Linked DNA regions of Homo sapiens: all the other regions are linked to region 3. The links are chromatin loops, found by intact Hi-C in ENCODE. Cell type or tissue: heart right ventricle. All regions are shown on one strand. Each heading gives the region's core, and the rest is flanking DNA. Links, peaks and the distances in the headings are about the cores only.

Evidence for each region. Hi-C counts contacts between places; a loop is a spot of excess contacts. Peaks named below come from ENCODE experiments on the same cell type or tissue, not always from the same donor. Only the 100,000 strongest peaks of a DNase experiment are listed, where the experiment ranks them.
Region 1: it touches region 3 in a loop (3.0-fold over the local background); 4 of 110 quality-filtered maps call a loop at or near these places.
Region 2: a loop joins it to region 3, with 2.4 times the contacts of the local background. A loop is called at or near these places in 13 of 110 quality-filtered maps.

The regions. Positions count from the first base shown.
Region 1 is chr4:100,587,142-100,595,565 of GRCh38, reverse strand. No RefSeq gene overlaps it. Among named protein-coding and RNA genes, the nearest start is that of EMCN, 73 kb to the right of the region's middle. In heart right ventricle, for the core only: no CTCF peak of the experiment used is centred there; a DNase peak (open chromatin) is centred at 4,215.
Region 2 is chr4:100,650,267-100,658,690 of GRCh38, reverse strand. No RefSeq gene overlaps it. Among named protein-coding and RNA genes, the nearest start is that of LINC01216, 21 kb to the left of the region's middle. In heart right ventricle, for the core only: no CTCF peak of the experiment used is centred there; no DNase peak of the experiment used is centred there; H3K27ac peaks cover 1,014 bases.
Region 3 is chr4:100,514,397-100,522,820 of GRCh38, reverse strand. It overlaps EMCN (endomucin), which reads left to right and starts at 4,799. Exons shown (of 12, transcript NM_016242.4): 1 at 4,799-4,970. The coding sequence starts at 4,907. In heart right ventricle, for the core only: no CTCF peak of the experiment used is centred there; a DNase peak (open chromatin) is centred at 4,844; H3K4me3 peaks cover 4,425 bases; H3K27ac peaks cover 5,286 bases.

The DNA of each region.
Region 1 (8,424 bases), core at 291-8,290, 73 kb before region 3:
TCTTGGTCTCTGCTGCCAGCAGGTTGAGCATTCAGCAGGAGTAAGGTTAGCTCAGCCTTGGTAAGGGAAGGCCCATCTTGTCAGGTTCATGCACAAGTTATAATCCTGTCTCACATTGTTTCAAGTGTGACACATAAGTTATGCATGTGTGGACACTGAGTAGTTTCCACAACATCTCCTGCCTCCGACAGGAACCCCTGGGCATAAAGTGAGAAACACATGATATATATTTAAAATCAATGTGAGAAAGAAGTTGCCAATTGAGTCCCAGATTTACAGTCATGATGGAACAGTTTGTGCTGGTGCTACGACACTTTCTGGCCTACATGCAGAACAAGTATATAGATCATAGTGACATACAAACTCAATCTGCTCTGTCCTGATTTTCTGGTGCCTTAAGCAGCTATTTAGTGTGCTTACTGGGCAAGTCAGCCTTGAAAACATAATAAAAGGCAGACTATGTGATATACTAAAGTTAGGACAAACATTCAACCAGTATGTCTTGGTGTGGCTTACTGACTGGTGGGTTTAGTGGGTCATACTTCTATTTGATAAAATTTTAGAAAGCACAAATGAGAGTAAAGAAAGATTTCCAGACTGGCATGGCTGAAAGAAAGGCAGAAAGGCAAGAAATAGAATGACTTCCATTAGAATTACTAATCAACTCATTGTCTTAAAATAAATGAATAAGTTAGAAGCAGGATCTTGAGGTTTTTGTTGGATGAAAAACCAATAAAGGTTGCTGCGACTTAATAGACAAAATAGGGTTATAGAGGGTTTTTAAGAGGAGTAACGGCACAACCAGACTGTTGCTATATGAAACACAAGTTAATAATAGTGTTTAGGAAATCAAATTTAAGGTTAGGAAACTCAATGACTTTAGCCTTACTTGAAGCATAATGAGGCTTGGATTTCCCTAACATCAATGTGAATGAGTAAAAATGAGGACTGAAGTAAGATATTACTAGGCTTAGTAATAGTCATTGATGGGTGAAGGCAAGGAGGAAAGACATGACGATGATTTGAGAGGTCAATCCTAAATTATCTTCATGAGTGGAACCATCTTTTAATTTTGATCCCATTGAATCTGAGGTATTTGAATGTCAGAGTAACGATACATTTGGTAGGTGTGTGTGTGTATATATATGTATTTATGTATGTGAATACATACGCATGTATGCATATAGCTGATGTGAACACAAAGATACCCAGATCAGACTTCAAGGAAGGGCTTGCTGTTTAGCTGCAGAACATGTGGTCAGAAGCCAGCGTCCTGCTATCTTGCCCATCAGATCTGCCTTAGATTCAGATAAATCCTTTGCTTGAGGTCACATCTCTACCAGAGCAGCCTGCCCCCAGTGACTGAGCATGGCAGGGGTATAAAGTTCTAGCCATCATGACCTGTTGCACAACATCTAGTAAGCAACACTTGCTACAGAGCTCCCTGCCACTTCCACTTCTTCCTTTGCCCAGTTGTACTTCTTCCCCATCCTTTCTGCAGCTGTTCGTCCCTAGTAAACACAATGCACTTAAACTGTGTCTCAGCATTTGCTTCTGGAAACCCAATCTGTGATGGTAACAATGTATCATTTTGGATTCTTGTAGATGCAAACTATGAAATAGCCCACTAAATGTGTCTTAAAAATTTATTATCTCATAAAAAGTTCTGAAGCAGGAAAGTAGCAGAGTTAACTAATGAGTAATTCAGTGATATCATAACAACTTTGAATTCTGTTCATCTCTCCATTTTCTCTTCCTGAAGATTGTCTTTTTTTCTTATACTTGTTTCCTCATAATCAAAAGATGATTGTCACAAATTCAGGGGGCATACCCTAACAACCAAGTCCAAAGGCAAAATGATAGTTTCTTTTCCACATAATTTTTTTTTCTTTAATTAGAAAAAGAAAAATTTCCAGGTCCCAGTGGCTTGGGTCGGGATACCTTCTTATCACTGATAAGGACACAGCAAAGATAAATTTGGAGAACAAGGAGGTTTTTGAGTAAGTAACCATCATTGTCTGCCACAGAAAAGGTTCTAAATTTGATTTCACAGATGAAGTATGGAAGAAATATCCCACTTCATTTTTCCCTCTAAATCAACTTGCATTACATTATAAGACTCGTACTTCTTTGCATAGAAGGAAATTCAATCACAGTCTATAATCTAGGTTTCCCTGGTGCAAATGTTCTGTGATATTATTTGATCCCAAAGCATTAATGAAAACCCAGCAATTCACCAGCCAACACTTGTTTTCACTGAATCATTCCTTGTTGCAATGCACGCAGTACCTTCAAGTCTGATGTTTTCACTGCTTCTGTATTATTGGTCAAGCATGTGAGTTGATGCTGAGGCTGGGAACCTTGGTGGCATGGATACTACCTCCTTAGGTGCACCATTCCTCCAAACCATCCTGTTCAAAGTCTTGCCATTGCCCTGCTCTGTTTCCAAGCAATGTCCTGGCCCCTGATAAATGTAAAATCTGCCAATCTCTGACCACTCTTCATCTAGGGGAAATCCTTCCTGTAGGTCAGTCTCCTTTTAATTTTTTTTTTTCTCTCCTCCTCTCTTTAAACAAGGAGCACACTCTTTTCATCAAGTTACAGTGTAGGCTTTCTGCTCTGTACAAATCCATAAGATAAGGAAGTTCTTAGAGCTTGATTACTGCTCAGAATCAGGAGAATGGGAAATGCAGAGATCAAAACACAAAAGAACAAAATGTATCTTGACCCCCATCCCCAGGGTTTCCAAAATCAGCAAATTAAAACACAAGAAGCCTAGTTAAATTTAAATGGCAGATAAGCAATGAACCTGTTTTAGTATTTCTTGCAGGATAAATTATTGGGCATCATGCATTTTATTGGTAACTTTAGACATCCTCCCCTACCTCCTTCAAAGTATGTAATATTGGTTTGAAGCTTGGAAGAGAAGTTGCTACTGAAAATATAGATTTCAGAGACTTGTAGATTTCGGCTGAAGCTATGTAAGGGATGAAAACTCTAAGCGACCTTAGGATGTCCGGAGAGAAAGACAGACTCTTAAATTATCCTTAGTGTCTGGAATAGTGCTTAACATATAGGAGATCGCAATAAAAAAGAACAAAATGAAAAAAAATCAAACAAGAAATAACTAAGTTGAAGTGAGAGAAAGCCACTCAAAAATAAGCCAATTTCTTTTTAAAATTTTGTTTTTCTCCTGAAGTAATGTATTTTTTTCCTACCATTTTCATTATTTTTTTAGTAGATTATGTCACACAGACATAATTACTGTGGCACTTTTTATGAATTCTCAAGTGAAGACAGATCCATGTTTATATTATACTCTCATGGTTATTCAAATTGACCACATATGTGACCTGGACATTATATTGGTAAACGATTCTCCACTGATGAATAATTAGAAGAATTAATTCGAGAAATCAATGTCTAGTTCGAGATACTCTCAGATAATTCTTGATGTAATAAAGCCTTAAACCTCAAAACAACTTTAAAATCTACACAATAGAGGTGTTGTTCATCATATTTATGGGTATCTTAACTTTGTCACACTTTCATACGGTGCAGATTCAGAGCTTAGGTAGAGTCACAGCTGTTGTCTAGAAATCAACATTAAGTACCCTAACATACCAGATTCTAGAAAGTATGATTCTAATTGTGTTGATCTAAAATTCTCTTCAATATAACTGATTTTTCCCCATGGAATAATCAAGAATAGAATTAACCTGCTATATAGAGAATGGGGAAGGACAGCTTCAAGCAGTCATGACTAGAATCCCAACCGTGGAGATAGAGCCCAGGCGGCCAGGACATAATGTCGCAGAGTGGCAGACCTCACAGTCACTGCTGCAAGTCACCAAAGAAATGTCACGTCCCATGTAGCACTCGGAAATGCCCAGCCTTTGCTCAACCTCCCTGCACACATGTGGCTCCCTCCACAGTACTATATTCAAATGCAGGGCTTATACTGTTCAGTTACCTTAAAATCACCTTAACTTGTAACATTTCCAGAAAATAAGAATGCCTATGTCTAAGTTGCCAGCAGAAATAATTTTGAATTGAATCAGAAGGAAGTTTCCTTGGATCAGAAAGATTGTGCAGCAACTTCAGCAGTGATTATTATTCCATCTGTTGATGTGATTATGGAAATTCTGGCTGAGACTGTAAGTCTTGTGCACTCTGCTGTCCCTCTACTCTCCAAAGGATGGAGGGCTGCCAGCTATGCAAAGTGCTGGAAACGGATGAAAGCAAACTGCTGACCTTGAAGTACTGTTCAGGAGCTCTTAACTCTTTCAGATACAGGTAGTGTGAACGTGTTTATGCATATTTACTCAGCTTTGCAAAGCAGATTGTTGGGTTTTTTTAATTTTTTTAAGCTGGCCTCTGAACTCCATTGCATGGTACCCAAAGAAGCTTATGAAGCTCAGAGGGGATAAAATGAAAAGCAGTGGTAAGTTTAATTGAAAAAACAGGATATTCCATGCACTTGGCAACTTGAGCAACTGAGGAAAATGTGAGAGGACCAATGTTGCAGTTACACAGTTGAAACCAAAAGGATTTCTTATTAAGAGAAGCAACAATATAAAAGAATTAGTCCTCTTAGCTCTTACAATGTATATTTTATTTTTGGCAGTAAAGGTGGCTAGGAGTTGCAAGAAATGCTACTATTTACAATAGAAACAATTTGGCTTTTAATCATTGATTCCTTTTTAACAGAAGGGACTAAGACTGAAACTATCACTTTATGACATCAAATTTATCAAGGAGAGTAAAAAAATGCAATGACATGTGGATGCTGCTAACTCCTGAGAACTTTTGGTACCACATGGATTCCGTGTGGGTTTCTGAAATGCTCCTATCTGATTTGGCTCCCTTAGATACGCTCTTCCACCACCTGCATGTTTTGAAGAAGTAAGATATTTTCTCTCAGAAAATAACAGGATGAGCAATTTTGTATGCCTCTTTAAGATACTGGCCATGAGCTTCTATGTCATTTTTGTGATTCAGCTTCTCCAGTGAGCCATGAGACTCAACTTGATATTGTTAAAAAGGAAAAGGAATCCTCTGTGCATCTGATGTTGTTGTAATATCTTCAAATGTAAAGTGACTCATTTCAGCCTTTGAGATGATCCTGAGTAGAATCATTCATGTTATTCTCTACTGAAGCTATTTATTACCTAGAAGTTTTCCTTTACAGTTCTCACTTAAGATTCTCTCCACCTCCTCAGAAGAGCAAGCCTGAGGATAGAGACGTGTCCAGTTGAAAGTGAATGGTGGACACCAGTGTGCATTGTCAAAGTCCATTGGGATCAGCTTTCAGATAACACACAACCATCGCTGAAGGTCTTCAGTGCACTACGCATTCTCTATTCAAAATAAGAAGAAGGAAAGTTTTTTCTCTTTTAACCAAGTCATTTCTTTGTACCATGGAAATTTTAATCCTAGTCAAGGTTTGAGAAATTAGAATGGTCTCACTAATCCAGGGCCTAAATAAAGTCACAGTGGAGTCACAAAGAGTTAGTCTGGAAGCAAGTAAGCCTGGTTTTTTAACCCCAAATTTTGAATATGAATAAATTCATATCATTAACACTAATATTTTTTAATGCCAGATGTGTTTTTTCCATTACATCGAATGTCATTGTGACTTGGAAATATGGACATTACTGTTGAAACTTTAATGAATTTAGGAAAATGCTGTTGGTTAATTTCTGGTAAACCATTTTTTAAAATGGTTTTTTTCCTTCCTAAATATTTGCTCCCAAATTGATGTCCCCAGTGCACTGAGTACACCAAACCTCTCTGGATGGCCAGTTTCCTCAGAATTTCCTCTTCCCTTTTTTGTTATAAGTCATCATTGTCCCAGAGCTGCAAGCATGGTCTGCGTTCTCCTGGGAATCTTCAGATCTGTTTTTTTGTTTGTTTGTTTGTTTGTTTTTAAATATCCATAGGGACTAAAGCAGGGCTGGTTTTATAAGTAGCACAATTAGCATTGTTTGAAAGTCTTTTTAACATTTTAATGACTATTTCTTGAGGCCCTACCTGCCTTGCCCTGCTATTCTAATTACTCTGGAAAATGGCCATACAAAAAGAAACAAACATCCCTAGTGGAAGAAAGCAGATTAAAAAAAATTAGAACAAATAAAATATGTAGTTTGTAAGAGATAACGACTACTATAGTAGAAGATAAAGAACGGTAGGGGCCAGGGAATCCTGGGAGTGAGGGAAGAAACTAGTTTTAAATAGGGTGGTCATGAAATGTTTTACTTTTTAAAGTAAAATTTTAAACCAAAGACGCATAAATAGATGAGGAAGAAAACTTTTCAGATATCTAAGGGAAGAGTATTTCAGGCAGAAGGGTTAGCAAATTCAAATGTCCTGAGGCTGAAGCATGTTCAGCAGGTGTGAAGTACAAGGAGGCCAATGTTGTTGCAATGAAGTGAGCAAGAAGCAGTTAGGTGCAGTGGGGTCAGGGAAGACATCATACAAGTAGAGAAGGCCTGATGAAGTAGGGTTTTTCAGGTTACTGTAAAGAATTTGGATTTCATTCTAAGAGACATGGGTAGTCATCGATAGAGTTTAGCTTAAATTCCAACAGTATCACTCCACTTGCCTGGTTGAAAATAGACTACAGAGGGGTAAGTGTGGGATGAAGGTAGAACAATTTATAAGCTACAACCATAGCAAAACTCGCAGGACAATGACTGACACTTGGACCAGGGTGGTGGCAGTGCTGCTGGAATTTGTGACTTACTTAGATATAAAATAGGAGACAAAGAGCAGAGTCAACGATGACTCCAAGTTTCTGGTCATTTATTGAGATGGAGAAGAATGTCAGTTGTTAAACTCCTTGATATTTGCTCTTTAGCCTTGATCTTGTCCTTTGATCTGTTGCAGTCCATTCAGAGAAATAATCCTTTATTTCAATCCCTCTCTCCATTTCATAACCATTTGGATTTTTGAAAAACCTAAATCTTCTGATATTATAAAGTCCCTGGTATTGTAAAGTCTTATAACTCAGAACGTGGACAACCCAATAGTTTCATATTTTATCAACGTGATTATTTTACAACATTTGACAAGTAGAATAAAACGATGTGTGTTGCGTTCCTGTGGTAATTTAAATATCTTAATGTCTTAAAGGGACAATCATCAGATTCTGCCCTCAGAATTTTGCTTTGTCCCCGGCAGAAGGCATTTTGGGTGCTTGACTCACTTATGTGGATGATTTTAACTACACCATTGTTTCCATCTTGGACACTTGTTTATTTTAGGCCTCATGACAGATGAGCTCACCCAGACCTTAAAATGCAGACTTTAAGGTTGCATCAGACTATAACTTGATGCTAACTTTGTTTATTCCCCTCTTCAGTTACTGAAGTTACACCCTAACCTCTGGAAAACAACTGGAGACAATGTTTATTTGATAACAAATTAGAAGCTGGCGTCCCAGTTCTCTCTGAGTGTGACTATGTGTATGCAATTTAATGATACTGCAACTGCGTATTATGGTGTATCAACTCGCTTTCCTTTATTCTTTGAGATTTGTTTTATGTTTGGGAGAAGCAAAGGAAAGTGGTAAATGTCTTCTAAAGTGGGAAATTTCAAACCCTGAGATACAGAGACAGAATGCACATCCATAATATTTACATAAAGCAGAATCATTTCTCTGTCCTACCAGGAGAGATGAGAGTAGCAAGGAGAGAAGGTCCAAACTACTGTCTTTAATTGCGTTAAGGGAGTGAATGCTCTGGGGCCTCTATCTTTGGGCTATGCAATAAACCATTATTATGACTGTGGCTGGGAAAACATTTTAAATGTAGAATAAGGTAAGACAGAAGACCAAGAATGTCTACATTATGGACTCTGTGAGTTTTATTTTCAGCATCTGTAAATCTGTAGTCCTTTATAAACAGAACAAAGTGGTCAATTTTCACAGGGGCTGTGCTGGCACAAAGGTACCAAGGGCTTAGATTGGGAACAAAGTCATTAAAAATAACTACACACAAAGAACTCAGTCATAAATAATGTGCCACAGAGGATCCAAAGAACTCAAAGGCTGATTACTTCAGTACATCTAAAAATCTGCTTCAGGCTACCTGGCCTTGAATATGATGAATTCCTTAAAGGACTCCTCCAATTCTCTCCTCTCTTTCTCTTCCTTCTTGCTTTTACCTTTCTTCTTCCCCTCCAACCCCACCATTTCCTCCCCAAAAGCTGCTGGTTTGTCAGTCATTCTGGCAATCAGCCAGAGAATTAGAGAATGAGAAAAAACAAAAACAAAAAATTTCCTAAGGTCCCTTTACCTTTCCACTTGGGCTCCATATTGTAATACAGCTTTTCTATGCTCCCCTTCTCAAACCTCCAGCATCAATGCTGACTTAAAAACTTAGTTTTTATCAGATTTCACCAGGATAAAAATGTTAAGGAAAA
Region 2 (8,424 bases), core at 291-8,290, 140 kb before region 3:
TGCTATATTTGGATGCTTTTTGTGGCAACATAATAAGCAAAATAACCTTGCTGCAAAACCTAAACCATTTTCTTTACATATCCGTAAGTACTAAACAGAAAAATTTGTAATGCTACTGCTGTTAGAGAATAGAGCAATGTGTATGTTCTGGTTGTGATATATTAAGGGACACAGACAACATGCAGCAAGACCATTTAAATGGAACAATAGAAAAGTGTCTATAAATCCATCTACACACACAAACACACATGTTTAGTTATATTTATGTTGTTATCTAAGTTCATTGTGTGCTGGTTAAGAACATACACTTTAGCACCAGAATGACCTGGATAGAAATCTTTGCTTAGGTTCTTAATGTCAAATTCTTTGTTCCTCATTTATAAAACTGGGGAAAGACTTCTTTATACTTGTAAAACACTTAAAAACATGTTTGCACATAGTAAAAATGGATGATGTTAGTTATATTATTAGAAACTCTGATATTAAGTGGGTTAATGCATCTGACATGATGAGCACAATGTTTGACCCACGGTTGATTTTTTTTGTTATCTTTACATCACTTGTGCCTAACATTGTCAGTGTGGAGTGTGGCTTCATTTTGCACTGGCTTCAACATTCGGTGACAATGGACACTGCTTGAAAATGAAGGTTCTCACGCTTATGATGTGATCTTGAACATAGCACTGATCATGATGATAAATACCTGTGTTTTGCTGTCTCAGAATATTCTAAAGTATGCACTGTCATATTTGACTTCAAAATATCCTCTGAGAAACCAGAGAAATTGTGTAAAATATGTGTTAGGTTAACACGTTTGTGGAATACCTGTTGAGTAAAAGCATCCCAAGGTACAGTACTTCCTCTGAAGGGATTTAAAATCAGGATGGAGATGCAAGGTATGAATACATAAACATAATGAAGTATTATTGAAATCTCAGACTTGACATGAGACATTAATGGAAAAAGCAATTATATCACTGAGGTCACATAAAGATTTATTCTTTGGTATTAAGTCCTAACTTCTCTTGCTAGCAAGCAAAGTTAATTTTTGTAGAAGTACTTGAACAGAAAGTTCTGTGATTCTGACTTCTGGGAAACTGTAGGTCTTGTATTTCTTTGTCATTGCTATTTTATTTCTATTCCTTCTTTTGAATAGTGAGTTGGTTGGGAGGAGGGGATTGCATTAGCTCCACACTGAGTATAAATTCAACACTTCCACTGGATTTCCAGAGCTCAGTGTTGCTCTGGCTTGTCCTATATCTTAAGGCTTATCAAGAAAGTCTTTGTTAACTGCCAGATGGTATGTTGACCTAAGGAAATAAGCCTTTAGCCACTGGAAATCCATTGTGCCAAGTACAACATTCCTAAATGAATATGGAACCAGAGATCATTGTTTTTGGTCACCTACTCACCCAGAAGAGTTGCTGAATCCTGGCATTCCAGTAGGGCTAAGGATGGTGAAATGAGAAGGGACTCAGGAGACCACTTGAAAGTATTTTTCCCTACTTAATTAAGTAATAAAGATTTTCCAGGAAACTCTACTTCCTTAGAGTGTGAAGTTTCTATAAAGTTGCTGACATAAGATATTGAGAAAGAATGTGCTTGGGACTTTATTTTCAAAATATATCCAAACCATATCACCACCTTTCCCACTTCATTCCTGACCCCAGCCATCTTGATCTCTCCTGAGCCACTTGAAATAGTCTCCTACTCGCTCTCTGTGTAGTCATTTCTACAACACTGAGCTCTGGAAATCCAGTGGAAGCATTGAATTTATACTCAGTGTGGAGCTAATTCAAGTCCTTCCTCCCAACCAACTCACTATTCAAAAGAAGGAATAGAAATGAAATAGCAATGATAATGAAATACAAGACTCACAGTTCCCCAGAAGTCAGATGACCCCAGAAGGCCGATGAATTGTTTTAAAATACAAGTCAGGTTGTGACACTCTTCTGCTGAAAACCCTGTAGTGGCTCTTCATCTCACTCTAAATAAAAGCCAGAATCCCTACAATGGCCCAGAATCACTAACTGACATTATTTCTCTATCTTATCACCACTTTGCCTTTCTGTTGCTCTGCTCCCACAATCCTGCCTTCCTTATTGAGCTTTGAATGTAGGACTTGCTTCCACTCAGGGCCTTCAAACATACTGGGGATTGCTGCGAATATATTGTGGAAACACTTTCATGGCATCCAGCATCCAGATATCCACGCAGCTCTGCTCTGCTCTTCCCCTCCTCTGGGCATTCGATAAAATGATACTTTCTCAGTGAGGCTTTCTTTGGACACTCTATATGAAATTAGAACACTCCCTAACACTAACAGTCCATGAACTCCCCTGTAATTTATTTTCTCCATTCTTATCAACAGATATTATCATACAGTTTATTTATTTATGTATTATCTGCCTCCTGCTATTGGAATATAAGCTCTATGAATATACGCATATTTTTCTGTTATGTTCATTGCTAACTCAAACCTAGAAGAATGTCTGGTCCAGAGAAGAAACTCAATAAATATTTATGTTTAAACTGAAGGCAGATAGAAATATTTATTAAGTTTAATAAATAGAATGAATTGTGCTGCGGACTGATGTTTTTCTAAACTCTAACATCAAGGTGTCACCAGTGACTTTAACCTTGAAGTCTTATAGAAACATCTGACGAAGCTCCTTTCCTCCAGCCAGTGAGATCCAAATAGACCATAGCCTAGAGGTCCAACTTGGCATGGCATTTTGGTTCTAATTCTGTGTTTCCTGGCTATTACTTTTTTTCTAATATTGAAACCAGCTACCTTGGGCTGGCTTTAAGGAGCATTCTTATGTGTGTTGCCAGAAGGCAGATTAGAATAAATAAATTTTCATTTCACTCTAAGCATTTGGTAGAACTTTTAAGTATACCAAATTAATAAGGATAATTTATTGATTTATTTGCCTTATATATATGTAACAGTCAAATTGATTTACCATAAAACTTCAAGAGAAAAGGAAATAAAAGAATGTAATTTCTATTTAAGGTATATGTAACTGGTCTGATTTAAAAAAAGGTTGCAAACTAGCTGTCAAAGTTAAAGTCTCATATAAATAAAGACAAAAATCCTTATGTACTTTTAATTTCTTATGAAACACTGCCATATTTGTAGTTGGTCTGAAGAGAAAAAAATTATTTCCCTCAAGTAAGAAATAACAAATGAGGAATAGAATGCATATGATGTGTATTTTTGTTTCAAAAACAGAAAAATCAAGTGACGGAAAGCAATGTGATGTATTTTACATTCCAATTAGTATAGAATCTTATTAAATTAGGAAAAAGTTCCTATTTTCATTATGAATGACAATCATTTATCATCAAAAATTATATTTACATACTTTCATCACAATTTTTGAATTTCTAATCTGCTTGTTTTTATTTCTCACACTCCATTCATGACTAATCTCTTTCTAGCATGGCTTTGGATAATACTGACTTTGTCTTCTTTAAAACAAAATTAAGACAGTAAAATGTGTCAGTGACCATTCACTGGTGCTCTATCAAGTGACAGGGACTATGCTACGTACTTTACACAGTGGATCACTGAAAATTCTATAAGGTAGATATTTCTATTCTCATTTCACAAATGCAAAAATTAAGATTTGGAGATTACAAATTTATGAAAGAGAGGGTATAGCTGCAACTTTAATCAATCTATGGTTCTAAAGCCTATAGTAGTTTCCTCAAACAAACATATTGTTTGGATGAAAATTGTACCACACGTACATGAGAGGAAAGGGTAAATGAAAATAATATGTATTAAATGTTTACTACATGCAAGCTTGCGTTCAATGCTTTTGTTATTTCAAAAATCCTTTGTCAAAGCACTAAGAGTGCATCATTCCATTTTACAGATGAAAACACTGAGTTAGAAAGAGGTTACGTATAAGCAACTATCAAGGAGTTTAACTGGAAGTCCTACTCAGATCTGCTGCCTCCAAATGGCATACCAGTTACACCACACTAAAGTTGGGTGAAGTATGGAATAACAAGTATGCCTAAGATATGAGTATAAATCACTTTCATTGAATTAAGGCTACCTTTGTTCTGTCTCAGAGAGAAATGATGAAGATGAAAATATAAGTGAAATCAGAATCTTTTGTAATTATTTTTCTAATACTTTTTCTATAAATGATGATTCAGTCTTTATTGATACACTTAGAAACTGATTATCTCTCTTATGTTTTTTACTATTCTTGAGTATGTTCTCAATTCAAATCATTTACAAATGAGAAATTAATGAGAAAATATTTTCTGTCCTTATTTGTCTTAATTTAATTATATTTAAATTGGAATCTTATCCCAAAACATGTAAAGGCTACATTTATAGAGAAGAAAGAAGAGGAAAGAGAAAAAATCTTTAAGTTGAAAAGTCTTTATGCGTGTTGAAAATAAACTTATGATACTTATTTTTTTGTCTTTCAAATAGAAGAAAGTGTACAATTAAAGTCAGATATAGAGATTCAAAATGGCTGCCATTGTAACTGAGTATTTTCAGAGTGACTGAGATGCTGTATTTCATAACCCTGTAATGAAAGACCCTGTGCCTAGAATAATCCTTATGCATGGGAGAGCAGAGCTAAGGTTGCTGTGGGAGTATTCACTCTGGAATTTATGATTTATTTGGGATTAAAATCAGATATTTAACATTTCTGCAAATACAGCAATCAGGTTGAATTCACTTGGAAACGGGAGTGAATTAGAAATACCCTCTGAACTTCTGTCTTCCAGTTAAAAACAATGAAACTGACATGGCTTTAATGACCCTAGCTTTGTCTGGATCCCACACAAACTACCCATGTCCTGTTCCACATAGTCACTCACTTCAACCATGTCCTGGACCTTCTATTTTCAAGAGAAATAAGTATAAAGGAGAGAAAAACAATCAAGATTTCCTGAGAGGCTTTTATAATTCCTGCAGATTCTGTGAGGTGGAGGAGATAACTTTTTCTTTCCTCAGAATTTTTATTTACAGACCAAGGATGAAGAGTCAACTGACATTTCTGTATTATAGCTAGTTCCAAAGGAAAACCTAACTGTCACAAATTTTTACGCATGCATCAAAAATATTAAATACAAGAAAATTGATAAATGGATAAAAATGTGACTACCTACAGCCTCTCTGCAGTTTTATAACTTCTTTACAAAGTAAATATTGTTTTCAGAACATTCAACAATATTAGTGAAAACTCAGTGTATGTGGACCTAGTTCAAATGCACTAATTGGTAAAGCTAATTTTTTTTAATGTTGTAAAACCCAGTGTTGGCTCACACTGCATTCATCTGCCTTTGTTCAGTCACCACATCACATTTTCTATGTGGAACTTTAAAGCAAAAACTTCTCAGCTAGGGAACTGCTGAATGAGCTCCTTACTTATCCATAAAAGACTGTGCCTCACTTAATGACTACATTTTGTGAGGGCAAAGGGGGTTATTGTTAATTTTTCCCCACTAAGTTCTATGGACATTTTTGGAGTTTTAAAGAGCAGAAAACAGTATAGATGTGTATTTACATCAATAATAGAAGCTGAATCACATACTGAACTCTATCCTAAAGTTTTCAAATTGTGGCTTTTGATTTCTCCTAAATAAAAGACGAATGTACCAAGTGAAAGAGGGACTAGGAATTGTGACAGAGCCGAGGAATATCTTAATGTACATATTAACATACTATCATGTTATCTTACATATAGAATATGTATTTAAAATAAGTCTTGACTTGGCATATTATCCAAGAACTAAACTTCAGGCTTGGCTTTTAGAAATATACAAGTTTAGGGCCAGGTGCGGTGGCTCACGCCTGTAATCCCAGCACTTTGGGAGGCCAAGGTGGGCAGATCACAAGGTCAAGAGCTCGAGACCATCCTGGCCAACATGGTGAAACCCCGTCTCTACTAAAAATACAAAAATTAGCTGGACGTGGTGGTGCGCGGCTGTAGTCCCAACTACTCGGGAGGCTGAGGCAGGAGAATCGCTTGAACCTGGGAGGTGGAGTTTGCAGTGGGCCGAGATTGCACCACTGCACTCCAGCCTGGCAACACAGCGAGACTCCATCTCTTAAAAAAAAAAAAAAAAATACAAGTTTAGATGCAGAAAGGATGCTTTTTCCTGGGTCACTGGGTCACTTATGCAGATACTGGCAAATGCTGAGATTACAAGATAAGCCTTCTAATTTTCATTTAAATAGTGGCAGATGCAAAGATTACAAGCTAGGTCTTCTAATTTTCATTCAATCTTGGATTTACTTTCTATGCAAAGCCATACTTTTCATGTTAGATGCAAAATAAGCTATGGACGTGTGACATGTTTGACTATTTTTGTTCTTGGAACATTCTTTTAAATTTTGTGTAGTCCTCTTTTCTTACATTTTTTTCTCTCCCAGAAAGACAATAATTGAGTTCGGATTCTCATACATTACTCTGCCCAAGGGGCAAAAAGTCAATAAAGACATTACTATAATTCCAGCCTTAAGAACAGTAGTCACATGCTATACAGTGTGCACTGCTAGCCAGGTATCCTAAGGTTCACAGATTAAAAGAGTGATAAGCTGCAAGCATATCAGGGAACCAACCACAAGACATAAGATTGGGAAATGGCGAAGGGAAGCTGACATTTCCAAAGAAAAATTGATGTGTCCAAACTTCTCTTTTTACAAAGAAAAAGTTAATGTTTCACAATATGAATAGGAGAAGTAGCCAAGCTGCTGCTACACAGTGGCACTGTGCTCTCTCCAGGACCTCACCTGACTGCAATCCTGCCACTGCGTGCCATTTTGTGACATGTAACATGGCAGATGTTTTATTTTTCTTAATACTTTGCTTCTAGTTATTGCTGCCAGTTTGATTTGTTAGGCCTGCTAGTTTGGGTTTAGAAACAAGAATGAAAGAAAATAATTCATATCTCTGTAATGGCCCATTTGGTTTCTTTCCTTCAGGACTGTCAACCCTGGGAACTGAGTCCTTTACAATCACCTGCAGTCTCAGGTCCACCCCAACCTTGGTAACAAATCTTATTTATTGATAAGCAGGCTGGCAAATCTTTCCAACTTATAAGGAAGAATACAACAGCCACATTTATGTTATTGTATTATGCATTCTCTCTGGTTGAAACGTTTGTTTGTGAAACCAAATTAAGATCAGAAGATTGTGAATGCCTCTTCACAGTGAAAGTAATTAGATGATTAATTAAAAGATAGTGACAAATAATATATAACAATCATCATTAAATACTCATATGTAAAAGAGAAATTATATTTAATTGTAAAAGAAAATAGAGCATATGGGATCAGTGCTCACCAACCTACTAATGGGATGTTGGTGAGATCTTCTGGCTGGAGATTTAGGGCATTAAAGAACCATTCCAACTATCAAAAGATCTTACCAGGTAGAGTCTTTTCTTTGTGAAGACAAGCTGACTCTCCAAGGAAAAGACTTGTCATCACAGAGGCAGGAAAGGGAATCAGACTTGACTTCCCTTTACCCACAACCTCTAATTGCCAAGTGTCCTATAATCTTTTCATGAAGTAAAACCTAGCTTAGGCAGTTGAATTTCAGAAGACATGTTTGGTTCTTTAATTAAAATATGAATGACATTCAACCTCAGAGTACTTCATCAGGGAATGCTTTACTTTTGCAAGCATTTCTTAGTTGTCTTTTCTTTTTACATTTGCTTATAAAGTAATCATCTTCCAAATCCTTTTGGATTTTGATTATAAATGCAAATTTAATGATATTTCTATTTGTGTCATCTTCCAAAGAGATCAAAAAAGTTTATGAATACATCCTGATATGCATTCCTCTTGTCTCTAATAAATAACTTTGCAGACACATGGCCGCTCTGCCTTCATCAAAAGCAGAAGATAGAGAACAAAGGATCAGATGACATCCCAAGGTCACAGTGTATCCAAAAGGTCACAGATTGATTAACTGCAGGTTCCTTAGGCATTTCAATTTGGGAGTTGGGGTGCTGTTTGTAGTCATGTTAGTTTCAAAGTAACATATAGGTATTAAGTAATATTTTAAAGTTTACTTCTAGAACTCAAACATGAGAGAATATGGGCAGCAATTACTTTTTAAGCAAGTAGGGAATGCAAGAGAACTCTTAACAAGGTTTTTAAAACTGAAGGATTTGTCTGTAACAGCATTTTTTTAAACCACCATTATAATCCCAGCTCTTTATTTGTTTCTAATTTCTTATTCTTTTTGTATAGATCCTGAGACAAATATTGAAGTTACATGATTTCTACAATCTAGTAAAGCAAATTCCCAGAATCCCAAGTTAATCACTAGTTTCCCCAAGAGGCAATTCTTCTGGAATGAGATGATGGCATGAAACTGGTGAGAAAAGTGAAAATTGCTTTTTCTCATTTACAGAGTGAAAAGCCTAGCCATCCAC
Region 3 (8,424 bases), core at 142-8,141:
CAGAGCTTCTTAAGGCAGATGAGTATGAAAGAATGGTACTTGGACTTTTTAAAAAAGAGAGTTGTCCAGTAGGACAATGGACTGCCTGACAGAGTAATGAGCCTCAATCATTTCATCTGTTAGCATGGAGGCTCACTCAGCATTTGCAGGGGTGTTCCTGTGTTAGGACAAATTCGTACTAAATTAACTTTTCGTATGTCTCATCTCTGAGCCACTGTGGTTTTATAATTTCCCTGTATTCATGTCCTTATATATCAAGAGACTTATTCAAGGTTAGGGAGTTGATGTGAGGTATGAGAATCATCTTTACATGCTGAGGAGTAAAACTGGGATGGACAGTTGGAGAATGTGAGAGATAAGCTCTTGAGAAACTTCAAGAATCAATTTGCTATGATGCTTTCTTTTCACATAAGCAATAACAAAATACCATTGGACCTGGGTCACTGGGAGTTGATTAATAGGAATGTGGTAGGTGAGAAAGATAGTGATTTTACTGGCATAAGTTTGGCCAAATGGCTGGGCCCTCCCACTGTTGATGTTCATTATCCATTTTGGCCCTGAGGAAGGGAGACTTAATATCTCCACAATCATGGGCTCTAAATATCTCTTTGGTTTCAGCTCTGTTCCCACTAATCTTTAGGAGATCACCCAATTCCCATTTCAAATAGGCAAGTAACAAAAATAAGCTGTTTGATTGCATCTCCATTGAAGAAAGCACTTGATATTTAAAGTACCTTGAAGTAGAGCATAGAACAAATTCCTGATAATAAGAGTTGGGATTCTGTATAATCAGTTTAAACCAATATTTTGGGACTCTCATCATCTGAATATTTCTTAGGACATTTCTTAATCACTCTAGAATATGATGGTTTATATAAAATCCTAACAACTGAAAGATTCTAGAAGTTTAAGGTTAGTAGGTTTTTTTCTGTTTTTTGTTTTGTTTTGTTTTAATATGTACTTTTAGAAGACTTTCTGGAATCTCACTTAGTCCTCTAAACCACATTAGAAAGTTGGCATGATGTTTATCCTATTTTTCTGTGGGGAAGCTAAGCATGGAGAGGCCAAATAGCTCAGCATAGAGGGGCCAAATAGCTCAGTAAGTCACATAAAACTAAGGCAGAGACAGGATTTGAACTCAAGATCATGCTCTTTGCCAGTTCATGAAATTACTTCTTGGCTTTCCTCTCATTTTAGATAATTTTATTCAGGGTAATGAGCTGGCTAAGAGGAAGAAGGCAAGTATGGAAAGGGAGTTTAATTTGGGGCCCTAGTAATGGTGCTATCTGAATAAATCTTTTCAGTGCCACATAAGCTAACATAAATCATGAGTGTTGGAGTCTTCATTATACAATTTCTTCAGTGTCAAAGATGTCAATGACAGGCCTTGATATGCATTTGGAAAGAATTATGAGATTGCTCTTGCATGACCTCCTAGCAGCTACTTTTTCTTTCAGCAAGCAATTCGGAAGATGAATTGTGAAAAAGAAACAAACAACAACAACAACAAATTAAAGAGCAAAGACATGTTTTCATCTCTCAGGTTAGAGTGGTTCAGTTCTCTTCACATATTTTCTTCTATTAAAGTGCTTTTAAATTATACACTTCCTAATAATGAAAACATTCCAGCAGGTTAGAATACAAAATGTTTAATAAATATATGTATAAATATACACTCAAAACATTAAATTAAACAAAATGTATCAGGTCAAGAGAAATGTTTTTGTTGTTAAGAGGTAAAAACAATATGTGTTTAATCTGGAAGATCTTTTCATGGAAAATTTAAAAATGTGACAGAAACTACCCATAATTCATTTCAGAAGATAAGCAATATTAACATTTTGTATCTTACTCTCTCTTGCTCTGTATGTGTATGTATGTATATGTGTATTTACATATACACACATATACATGTATATACATATATACACATTTACATGTATATACATATATACATGTACATTCACATATATAAATGATAAGCATATGCATATATATGCATATATACATGCAACAAAGTGTCATGAATATATTTCCACATCTATGAAAAGTTATCTAATTAGTATTTTGTGGCAGAACAATATTCTTCCTCAATAATTAATGTTTTGACAAATTTTTGTAATTACATGGACTTCAATGAATATCTTCATTTTTAGAATAAGTTCCTAAACATATAATTTTGCAAGCTCAGAGTGTGGTTCTTTAACAGTTTTGATGTATATTGCCTAGTCACATCTCAGAAAGGTCATACCCCAAGAATAAGATAGTTACTTTATTTGAACATTTATCAAAAATGAGTACTGTCATAAACTATACCTAATTATATATAAAAGGCAAAACACGTTGTTGCGATGTTGGGATATTCGTTTCTTTGGTCTCTGGTGTGATGAATACAGTTTTGGATTTTACTGGCCCTCCATTTCTTGCGAGACATTTTTTTGCCGTTTTTCAGTTGTAGAGTCATTGCTTTTTAGATCAGAAGTTATTTTTTAAGATAACTTATCATGTACTGTTACAAAATTTTTTATTTGCCTTTTAAATTCATGGTATGTTATGCCAAAAATCTTTTAATTTTTGTGTAAGCAAATGTATGAAGTCTTTCTTTTATGTGCTTTGCCTTTAGTGTCATGCATAAAATGTCCCCTTTACCTCAATTATATATAGTAGCCCATATTCTCTCCTAGAATTTTGTGCTTTGTATTTTAAACTTAAACCTTTAACATATAAGATTAACATGTAAGATTTGGTATTTTAAGTAAAACAGACACTTAATTTTAAAATTTTCTTAGATGGTTAACACATTGTCAAAAAAATCCCACAGTAAATATATACCCTATTCATCACAGTCACTACATGTTAAACTCACCTATATTTAATCTCTCTCTCTATATATACATGCATATACACACAAGCATGCATATGCAAACACATATCTGTAAATATATCTGCGTGTATATTTATGTAGATAGAAACAAATATAAATATTTCTGTGTCTGTACTTTCTATTCTATGCCACTGATCTGTTTGTCTCCTCTGGCAATCATTGCTGTTTTAATTAAATATTTTACCTTAAAAATATCTTCTGATTTAGTAAAGCAAGGCTGACCCCTCCCCTCATTATTACTCCTTTTTTTTTTTTCTTTTCTGTTCTTATATTCTAAATTTTTTTTGGCTAGCATTTTAAGATGTTTCTTAGTTTTTGTTTTTCATCAACAGGCCCTTTGTCTTTTAAGTAGCCTTAATATTCTACTGTCAAGCATTCTTAGAATAGGTATCTAGTGTACTAAATGGAAATGCATAGCACTTAGTGCTGAGGAGTCCAAATGCCATGGAATCCCTGAAGAAATTATTGTGACCAGCATCAGTGGTGACTCTGAGTACTGACAACTTGAGTACAGAAGGAGCAGGAAGTGAGGCAATGTGAGGGTTCGACTGTGATTTCACATGGCCACACCCCAATTTATTTATGGAAAGTGCATGTGACATCTATTCACATATGTTCCTATCTTTATATTCTCCAGGATATGCCAAATAAAGTAACAACGCCAAAGGCAGTCTGTTTTAGAAAATCAATTAGAAGAGGGTAAAATGCAATCTTATGCACAAAATAGAAACTTAGCTCTTCTGACCCCTGGTATAACGTTGGATAAAACAAGCTAACGTTTTTAAGTGTTTTGAGCAGTTGACTCAGTCTAACTCGTTTTGTATGAAGTATTTTCCAGCATGGTGCAGCAGTGAAACTGTGTGCCCTTCTTGCAAACAGGTAAAGGTATAATTTTTGAACAGTTTTTGTTTTTTTGTTTGTTTGTTTTTTTTGTGGGGAAAATGAATCTACACCGATTCATTGACAATGTTGTCCAGTAAAGCCTCATGAGTAAAGGTACGTAAAAGGATGATCAGCTAAAATGAGACATGAAGCCTGTGGCTGAAGAAAAATATAATGTCATTGGCACACACGGGGCTTGTACCCAGGACTATGGCAGTGTTATCACCACGTTTTAATCAGTCACAACTGACATCAACGTGACCCCTGCTATATAGATTATCCAGCCTGGTTGGCATTCCAGTCTTAAAGAGTCAACCTCTCCCAGCTTCACTGATGTGTGATGGCATTTCACCCACTGCCATTCCAACCCTGTCCCCTAAAGAAGAGCATTCATGAGGTGTTATAAGTAATTGTTCCTTATTCATCATCAAAGTTCTTTAGTAAAAACCAGGAGTGACCAATAGACATTCACATGTCTTTGCTTAATTCTATTAAAAAAGACTGAAAAACTTCTCTGTACACCCTTTGGAAGTCTTTTTGCTTACTCAAGAGCAGAGCATAATCTATTTAATACAATTTTTCACTTATATCCAAAAGGTGGCCTTCTCTAATCTGGCTTTCAAGTTGGAAAGAGAAAAGTTAAGTTGATTCCTGATGGATTTTGCTCTAAAATTTAACCCTCGGGCAGTGAAAGCCTCTTTATCCCAACTGAGTAGCTGCTAAATGAGGCCCCTTTATAACCACTTCAGAATGCACTTTCAAAACAAAAGTTAGAAGGCCCTATGATCCATTCTCAAGAAGGATCTGTTTCTGTTCAAAACCAGTCCCGACCTTTCTGTTGAAGAAGAACAAAATAATGTAGTAACAAAAACACAAGTGGCTGCCAAAGGAAGAGAGAGAAAAAAAAAGAGTTCCTGTAAGGGACTGAAACAATAAATCTCCTCTCTGCTGAACTCCCAAAGGGAGTGTGTGTATTTCCTCCCGTTCTTTATCAGAGCCCCCAAAATAAGTAGGAATGGGCAGTGGCTATTCACATTCACTACACCTTTTCCATTTGCTAATAAGGCCCTGCCAGGCTGGGAGGGAATTGTCCCTGCCTGCTTCTGGAGAAAGAAGATATTGACACCATCTACGGGCACCATGGAACTGCTTCAAGTGACCATTCTTTTTCTTCTGCCCAGTATTTGCAGCAGTAACAGCACAGGTATTTTTGTCTCTTATTCCTCTGGTGGTACGGATTGGAAATCACTAGTAGGTGACTCAGCCTCAGTTTACTTTCAGGGATCTTCCCCTGACACTTAGATGCAGCAATTCCTTTGATGAGTTGAGTGTTTGGATGTTGACTTGGAGTGCGTGGAGAAGGCTTGAGAGAGACGGTATTTGTTTCTACTGAAGGGAAATGTTTGCGGGTACAGCAGCCTGAAAGCATGTTCGATGAAATCACAAAGTACTGGAAATATACAATGGCCTCTTTAGAGTATAAAAATCTGGGAATAGAATGCTGGTTAAAAATGTACTCTCTCTCAAAAATGTATTCTTTGCAGACATAGCTCAGAAATAATAAGATTGGCATGTGTGGGTGAAAGGCTGTAATCGGAGACATTATATTGCAGATGTTAGCCTGTATTTTTCCCAACTATTTTTCAGCTCTGATAAATTGAGGAGTTGAGTAAAGCTGCCTAGGGAAGTGAGTCCTAATATTTTGAGGTAGGGTGAATAGAGAGAGATTCATTTGATTACAGTCTATAGATTTTTGCTGAAGAAATATGCACATATCTAAACATATACATACATTTTGCATAACATTTCAGGAATTTATAAACATAAAAATCCTACCTATTGACTTCTGGTTAAGAAACTCAGATAAAAAATAGGTTTGTATCTTCATAAGCCTTGAGTATATCAATGGACAATTTCAAGAACGATTTACATTTGACTTTTAACCCTTCCTGAGTGATTGAAAATAAACTGTTAAATTTAATCAATATTTATTAGGTTCCTACCCTGTACTGCAAGGAATATAAAAACAAGTAAGACGTCCTTGCCCAAAGTGGTAGAAGTACTACTGGGAGAAATAAGCATGTGATTTTAATATAAAATAGATTTAATAAGTGTGAAAATTGAAGAACAAACTACCATAAAAGAACACAATTGGGAAAGACTGATTCAGACTCTGAGGGGTCTTGGGGGGAAAAAAACAAAAACATTCATTTCTAATTTTATTTTGCTCATTCTCAATTTAAAAGATTACTGCCTACAAAATCTTAATTTACAGTGATAATGTCGGAAGAAAATAAGTACATCCCTCCCTGAACAACATTTTATCAGTCATTTCTATGTAAATATCTATGTAAATTTAGTACAAATTCAAAAACACTTCAAATTCACGCACATTTGCTCATCATGCATCTTGGAGTTTCTGCGGTTAAGTTGCAGCTGGTATCAAGGCCAGAAAATTTCACTTAGAAGAGTTACTAGAATCTGATTTTTTAAAATAAAGAACATTTATGTGGTACCACAGAAATTATTGCATTAGCTTATAAGTAACTTCGGTCTGCTTGGGGAAGATTGATAGGAATCTCAATCCCATGGAAAATATTGCTCACAATTAGATGTGTCAGATTAGTATAAAGTCTGAAAGTCTGGCTTAGCCTGCTCGCTGCTCCAGGTCTGCAAGCATCGACGAGTGCAATACTTTGCCGGCATTGTTAAACTCTGAATAGATCATTCGTTCTTCCGAAAGTAAAGTGGAATAGCATCAATAGAAGTAGCCTGCAATACCTGGCCTTAAGAAAGACATGAAGATGAAGGACAATCCAGAGATGTACTGGCAGGTTTTTCTGTTATGGTCATTTTGGGAAAATACAAACCTCCTTTTGCTCACTGGTAATGAGCTCAACCTGTTAACAGTTCTTCTTTCTAATGAACTGTTAACCCCTGTAGGATAATTTCCATTTGAGCAGAGACAATAGTTACATAATAACTATCTCCTTCAAGTCAGCCAACAAGTCTACTTGTTAACTGAAGGCCAGTATCTGTAAACAAACAAACAAACCAAACCTACTCCATTTGTCTTAGAGAGGAGGCTATGCTCAAGAGTATAAATTGACCATTTGAGTGGAGCATGAAAGGATTGGAAGATAATTTCCCATCTACATGTATGATTTTGTTGTACCTGGTTCTGCCTGTTTTTTTGTTTGTTTGTTTGTTTGTTTGTTTTTGCAGATTGGGCACAGGGAAGAAAGCATTTCCTAAGCTGACTGAGTACCTTTATTTTTCCTTAACCCCTAGTTCCAGATACACATTTGATTTCAGAGTTTTACATGTTCCTCAAACTTAGGAATGATTAACATATTTCATCAGCAAAGTTGATTCTTGGGGGTGAGGAGGGAGGCATTTCATCTGCCTTAAATTCACAAGCTGTCAAGCAGATCCATGCTCTTTTGCGTAGTAATTTATTCCTAAATAATTATCTTTTAGATAAATTGACTACTTTTCTTTTCTTCTGATGTTTTTGTCAGTCTCAGATTTAAATAACTACAATACAGTCTTTCATGCTGTTTGTGAAAATCAAGGGAATCTTTCTACATCACAGTCAGTGAGTTACTTTTTATTACTTGGTTGGTGGTATAATATTTTTTCAGTCTCCAATTTGGAAAGCTGTTCTATTGAAATGTGTATGGAAGGTTTCTGAAACGGAACTGCCATTCTTTCTTAAGGTTTTCTAAATTGTATTTAAAACTGAACAGACCCCTACCCTGGCGTTTAAATCTAGATGTATGGATGAGCTTTTGACTTTCAGGGCTGAGAGAAGTTAATGAAGAGAGATTCCTCCAAGAAGAAGGAAACAATATGCACTTACTCATCAAGTGCCACTTGCTTTTTGAAATTTGCCTTAACTTGGGAAATATTAAAATGTTGTAGGCATTCTCAGACAGGGACAAACACCATTTTCTTTATTGGTATATGAAGAAGGATTTAATTGCTTGGAGAAATTCCTTTGTTAGTGATTGAACATTCAATTTCATGAAAAAGAAAGATTAAACACACTATCAGCAGACTCCATGCTAAATATCGTAAGTTTATAGAACTTAATAAAAGTTAACCCTCACCGTAGAAGTGGGGGAGAGAGGAAGATGAGGGAAGTTATTATCAATTTGGCTATATTGTAGGCTTTAAGAGGTAAATAAAGAATGACATAGAAAATTTACAACTAGCCTGGTTTTGGATGTAAGGACATCTGAAACGGCTACATATAAAAGTGGAAATTATTATAAGCTTTGAAGCTTGAAAATCAAGAGGTTCTAGAGGAAGGGAATTTATTGAGTAGATACATTGAAACATTGGTATATTCTAGTCTAGAAACATAAAGAGGTCACAATTTGGGCATAGTTAAGTACTGAGAAATAAGATTGGAATATAGCCTCAGGAGATATTGAATACCAGGATGAGAAATATTGACTCATATAGTTAATTAGTTTGAGTCTGTAAATGGTTTGAGTATGGGAATTATATGATCATGGCTATAAAATGGGAAGACTAATCTGTCAGCAGAATATAGATTAGACTACTGGAGTCAAGAGAAATAAAAGGTAAGGAAACTAGGTCAACTGTCATTGCAAGTCTGAGAGTGTGTCAATAAAATGAAAAGAAGGGTC